Regions from separate parts of the Homo sapiens genome. Here region 1 is linked to region 2. The links are chromatin loops, found by intact Hi-C in ENCODE. Cell type or tissue: heart right ventricle. All regions are shown on one strand. Links, peaks and the distances in the headings refer to the core of each region. The heading gives the core; the rest is flanking DNA.

The links. Peaks named below come from ENCODE experiments on the same cell type or tissue, not always from the same donor. Only the 100,000 strongest peaks of a DNase experiment are listed, where the experiment ranks them.
Region 1: it touches region 2 in a loop (4-fold over the local background); 1 of 110 quality-filtered maps calls a loop at or near these places.

The regions. Positions count from the first base shown.
Region 1 is chr22:33,442,651-33,445,568 of GRCh38, forward strand. All of the region lies in intron 6 of LARGE1 (LARGE xylosyl- and glucuronyltransferase 1), which reads right to left. Among named protein-coding and RNA genes, the nearest start is that of MIR4764, 7.4 kb to the left of the region's middle. In heart right ventricle, for the core only: a CTCF peak has its summit at 1,255; no DNase peak of the experiment used is centred there.
Region 2 is chr22:33,505,219-33,508,136 of GRCh38, forward strand. The region is part of intron 6 of LARGE1 (LARGE xylosyl- and glucuronyltransferase 1); the gene reads right to left. Among named protein-coding and RNA genes, the nearest start is that of MIR4764, 70 kb to the left of the region's middle. In heart right ventricle, for the core only: no CTCF peak of the experiment used is centred there; a DNase peak (open chromatin) is centred at 1,255.

The sequences.
Region 1 (2,918 bases), core at 94-2,593, 63 kb before region 2:
TCATCAAGAACATCCCCATACTTGTTCTTCTTTTACTTGTGCTGTCCATATGTGTATGGACAGCTGCCCTATGAGCAGAGTCAGTTTTTCTCAGTGCTGCTCCCTCTAGTTAGTACTTGGTCCAGGCACTGGGATACTGATAGCTTTTTTTTTTTTTTTTGAGATGGAGTCTCGCTCTGCCGCCCAGGCTGGAGTGCAGTGGCACTATCTCCGCTCACTGCAAGCTCCGCCTCCCGGGTTCACGCCATTCTCCTGCCTCAGCCTCCCGAGTAGCTGGGACTACAGGCGCCCGCACCACATCCGGCTAATTTTTTGTATTTTTTAGTAGAGACAGGTTTTCACCGTGTTAGCCAGGATGGTCTCGATCTCTTGACCTCATGATCCGCCCTCCTCGGCCTCCCAAAGTGTTGGGATTACAGACGTGAGCCACTGCACCCAGCCATTGATTGCTTTCTATGCATCATCAAAGAGATACAATGACACCACGAGGTGGGCAGTGTACTTATTTCTACCTTTCAGAAGGGAAATTGAGGTTTAGAGAGATAAAGTCACATGTCAAGGTCAAGAAATCTCAGAGTAGGGGATTGCATTCCCACCTCTCAGTTACAAAAGCCCATGTTTTCACACCTACACTTATGGTTAGAAACATCTGCAAAGCATTTCTCTCCCCAAGGGAATGGCTACAGCGGGCATCACCATGGGGTAGACTCTAAAGGGCACAGAGAGGAAGGGGAGAAAGGGTGGTCGAAGTGCATGCCCAGCCCACCTGCTCCTGTCTGCACTGCCACCTGGGGTTGCAGGCAGGAGCCCAGGCCCCTCTGCAGAACCCTCTGGTGCCCACTGGGATGCTCTGAGTTTAATTTCTTTCAGTGTTAATCCTAGTACATTGAGCTGAGAGGACATCCTACCCAGGGCACCTCGGGAGCATAGAGAAGGAAGGCCCAAGATGCAGAAAAGGGTATCCAGTCCAATAAAGGTCCAGATAATGATTTCTTCTGCCAAGATCCAAGAACAAGTCCACCCTCCCCAACCCCCAAGATATCCCCAGCAGGCCCACATTAACTTAATTTACAGTTTAAGACTTCAGTTCAATCTGAAATAATGATTTTTCTCTTCTTCCTTCCGTGATCTTTGGTCTTTGGAAATGGGAAAAACTAAAAAAGGAACACAGAGCTGCTAGGCTCTCTTCCAAGGCTGCTTTTATAACACTGACTCCCAGGACGCATGGCTGCCGCCACCTCTCAGACGAGGCCTCCACGAGGCGGCAGAGCTGGCCTCAGCCCAGCTACAACCTCCATCCATGGAAATTTTGGATTTGTCTTTTTTAAAAAACAGAATTTGTTGGCATCTTTTAGATACTTCACTCACAGATATTCCTTTGACTTACTATTATTAGTGTCTAGGAGAAATTGTTTAATTTGTTAATTTCTCCAGAATGCTGCAAAGCGGGGTTGTAGAATAAGCACTTCTGTGTAGGATAAGGCCAACATTTAAGTTCTGGCTTTTTCAATTATTAACTGTGCCACCTGGGTCAAATGACTCAATTTCCAAACTTTAATTTTTATTTTTTTAACAGTGGATAACAGTAAAACTCATCCTACTTCTATCATAACACTGTTTTGACTGTAAAATGAATTGTTAAATTGTAAAATAACTGTCCAATTTTGATTAAGTATTATCACTATTACCAAAAATTTCTGGGTTTTAAGTAGTTACTGCTTAATTTTTTTCCCCTTATAGTATTCCTTTCTTCTTTTTTGAGATGGAGTCTTGCTCTGTCATCCAGGCTGGAGTGCAGTGGCATGATCTCGGCTCACTCAGAACAGCTACTGATGAGAGAGGCCCTCCTTGCATGGCGAAGTGGTCAGGAAACTTAAGCACAAAATCTCTTTCTATTCTTAAGCCTGATCCTTGGGCAGATTATAAAGATGTAGTAATTCTTGTTGAATGAGGAAGAATGTGGATGAAATTCAAGCCAGGACTTACTAAAAGGATAAAGGTATGCTGGCTTGGCATCATTTGGTATAAGGTTAATGAAAGGCGTATTTCAAAGGTCTCTGTCAACATCATGAGATAAGTTATTCATCTATTCAACAAATATTCATTGCATCTATATCAGAATCAGAGTCTAGCAACAAGCAGGGCTGAGGCGGTCCCTTCCCTCAGTGGAGCTTACAGTTTTATTTTTTGAGACGGTGAGACGTTGTCTTGTTCTGTCACCTAGGCTGGAGTGCAGTGGCGCGATCTCGACTCACTGCAACCTCCGCCTCCCAGGTTCAAGCGATTCTCCTGCCTCAACCTCCCAAGTAGCTGGGATTACAGGCGCGTACCACCATGCACGGCTCATTTTTGTATTTTTGGTAGAGACGCGGTTTCGCCATGTCAGTCAGGCTGGTCTTGAACTCCTGACCTCAGGTGATCCGCCCGCCACGGCCTCCCAAAGTGCTGGGATTACAGGTGTGAGCCGCTGTGCCCCGCCACCTCCTCTTCTTACAAGGGCACCAGTCTTCTGGGATTAGGGCCTATCTTCATGTCTTAGCTTTACCTTAATCACCTCCTTCAAGGTCCCATCTCAAAATATGGTCACATTGTGAGGTGACAAGGGGTCAGGGCTCCCACATATGAATTTTGGGGGACTGAATTCAGCTGATAAAACAGGACGAGGTCCACTAAACAGTCACACCAACAATTGTGGAACTGTGACTCAGAAATGGCTGAGATAGAGAGGTCCAGAATGCTGAAAGGTGGGAAGTTAGCCAAAAAGGTTGCTGATGAAATAAGGATTTAATAGACATCTGAAGGAAATCGGGAAGGGAGGAAGAAGGCAGGAGGAAGAGCGTTAAGACCTCAGAGCAGGAAGCTTGACAAGGATGAGTAAAGTGGTATCTCAGAAAAATACTTGGTCTTTGTCCCTCCTT
Region 2 (2,918 bases), core at 288-2,787:
CAGGACCACGATTAGTGGAATAGAGCGGCCTGCTAGAGCAGACATCCATCCTGTAGCCTCTGCAGAGGCTGGGTGAAGCTGAGGCTTTGAACTGTCAGGTTTGCAGGGGAATGCCAGGTTTCTGTCTGGAGCTACTGCTAATACCATTATCGTAGTAGAGATGAGAGGATCCAAATGGGCTTTACTAATCCTCTGCCCAGCTCATGTGTCATCCCTACCCCTAGAAGGGAGGCAGAGACTGGGCTCGTTTCCCTGGAAGAAGAAAAGGCTCACAGGGCCCATTATAGATGCCTCACACATCTGAAGGGTGATGCTGGGAAGAGAGATTTATTCTGCATGGTGAGGGGTAAAACCCAGAACAAAGGGAGAAGTTACAAGAGGAGATTTTGGGCTGAATATGAAGAACTTTCAAAAGCCAGAACTCTTTGTAGACACAACAAGCTGTCATGAGAGGTAGCGAGTTCCCCGTCACTGGGGAGTCTGTGCACAGGCTACCTGATGACTTGGGTTAGGTGAGTGGCCATCCCAGGCTTTCAGGATTCCTTGTCGTGCTGCGACTGTGTCATTTCAGGAATCATCTCTTGATTCCTGTCACTTGCAATCAGTTTCCCTTCTTTTCTCTCACTTACTAATGCTTAATAAATGATGGATCTGACAACTTTGCTCTCAGAATGTTCTATGTTCTGTTCTATTAGACAAAGCACCACATAGTTTGTATTGGACAAATTATCATGCCAATCCCTGACACCCCAGAGTCCTGAAGCATAGTAGGTGCCAATGTGCAAATCAAAGTGGCAGCATTCCCCAGGCTTTACAACTGCCACTCAATTAGGGGACTCACAGCCATGAATTCTGTGCATTTACCCAGCTTCCCTTTGAGATTAGATCTTCCCTGAAGGGAAGAATGGGGCCTCATTTCAAGGGCCTCATTTCAAACCTTCCCCTCAAAGGATGCCCTGAACATAGTATGTGCTACATAATATATATATATATATATTTTTGGACTCAGAGAAAGATACATTCTTCTCATTCAGGGCTGGAGAGGCAGCTGCTGCTTTTGGAACAATTTTCCATTTAAACTGAGCAATCAATCCCAACTCTGCACTAGGCACAGAAGCCATACATCTCTTGAGGCCACAGATGAGCGCCCCCAGAGCAGGGATCTGGCATCAGAGACATGCTGTTCCTGTGTCCTCGAGGAAACCCTTCCTCCTCCCATAGGCTGAACCCAGCATGTACAATTCCACCCGGGGAGGAGCTGAGAAAGGGGCATGGAGCCAGATGATGACTCTGCATGGTCACAGATGTTCTCTTTCTTACGTCAAAAGTGGAGGAGGATTCTGTCTTGTCTGGCCTTTGTCTAGCAGGCTGCCCACCTCTTCTTAAAACTCAGGAGAACTGGCCTGGGGCAGTGGCTCACGCCTATAATCCCAGCACTTTGGGAGGCTGAGGCGGGTAGATCACCTGAGGTCAGGAGTTCGAGACCAGCCTGGCCAATATGGTGAAACCCCGTCTCTAGTAAAAACATAAAAATTAGACAGGTGTGGTGGCCCATGTCTGTAGTTTCAGCTACTTGGGAAACTGAGGCAAGAGAATCGCTTGAACCCAGGAGGCGGAGGTTGCAGTGAGCCGAGATCACGCCATTGTACTCCAGCCTGGGCGACAGAGTTAGACTCTGTCTCAAACAAACAAAAAAACTCAGGAGAAGTATTAGAGACAACAAAGCAGACTGTACCCCCAGACTTCATGTCAGCTATTTGGGAGACACAAGAGCAAGGGAGAGTTTGCTTTTAAGGTACTCACAGGCTGAAGAGGGAGTGGGAAGAAGAGGTAAGGGAATTGATGGTCATGATGGTGTCACATGCTGTGATCCAAGTAAACACCCCCCAACCCCTGTCACAGTGATAGTCAAGGGAAGCCTTAAGAATGAGATGGAATTCAGCAGGCTGATGACATGAACATCCCAGGCATAGGGACCAGCTTTTGCAATGGCATAGAGACCCGAGAGCAGGTATGCTGTTTGCTTCAGAAAGGTGCAAATGAAACAAGGTTGTCTGAATGGGCATCTGGTGCTGGGAGTTAATCCTAGAGAGGGGCTCTGAGTGCAGAGCTAAGGATGCTGACAGTCCTGAAGTGTATGCCCAGGAGAAGGAAATTCTCATACATGCTACAAAATGGATCAAACTTGAAGATATCATGCTAAGTGAAATAAACCAGACATACACTAAAAAAAAACCCGCAAACATCATATGACTCCACTTATATGGGATACCTAGAATATTCAAATTCATTGAGACAGAAAGGAGACTGGTGGCTACCAGAAGCTGGGGGAGGGGAGAATGTACAGTTATTATATATATTAATAGGTATAAAGCTTCAGTTCAGGATGATGAAAAAGTTCTGGAGATGGATGGTGGCGATGGTTGTACCACAACGTGAATGCACTTAATGCCACTGAACTATGTACTTTAAAATGGTTACAATGGTAAAATTTTGTTAGGTATATTTCACCATAATAATGTTTCTGAAGCACGGTGTTCTGGTGGAAGACACACATTCATGACCACCCTCTTCTCATCTATGGAAGTTTAGGAACTCCAGCTTGCTCTACACTGGTGTGGTACCAGAATTACATACCTAGGGGGACTGTTGAGGATTCACACTTTACAAACAATCTAGCATCTTTTAACAGCAATCACCTTCTGGAAGAGGGGGACCTTTAAATCCCACAATTCCTACCTCCTCCTTGCGTTTCTGACTAACTTCCCTAATTTTATACCTTTGGGTTGAAGGAAGAAAAGAGACAGAACAGAAACAGCCACACTTCCCTTTGATAATGTGCTCCCTCTCCTAATTAACAAGACCTTGCACAACTAAACATCTGCCAGCCTCAAAAACTTTCACAGAGATGAGCTTTG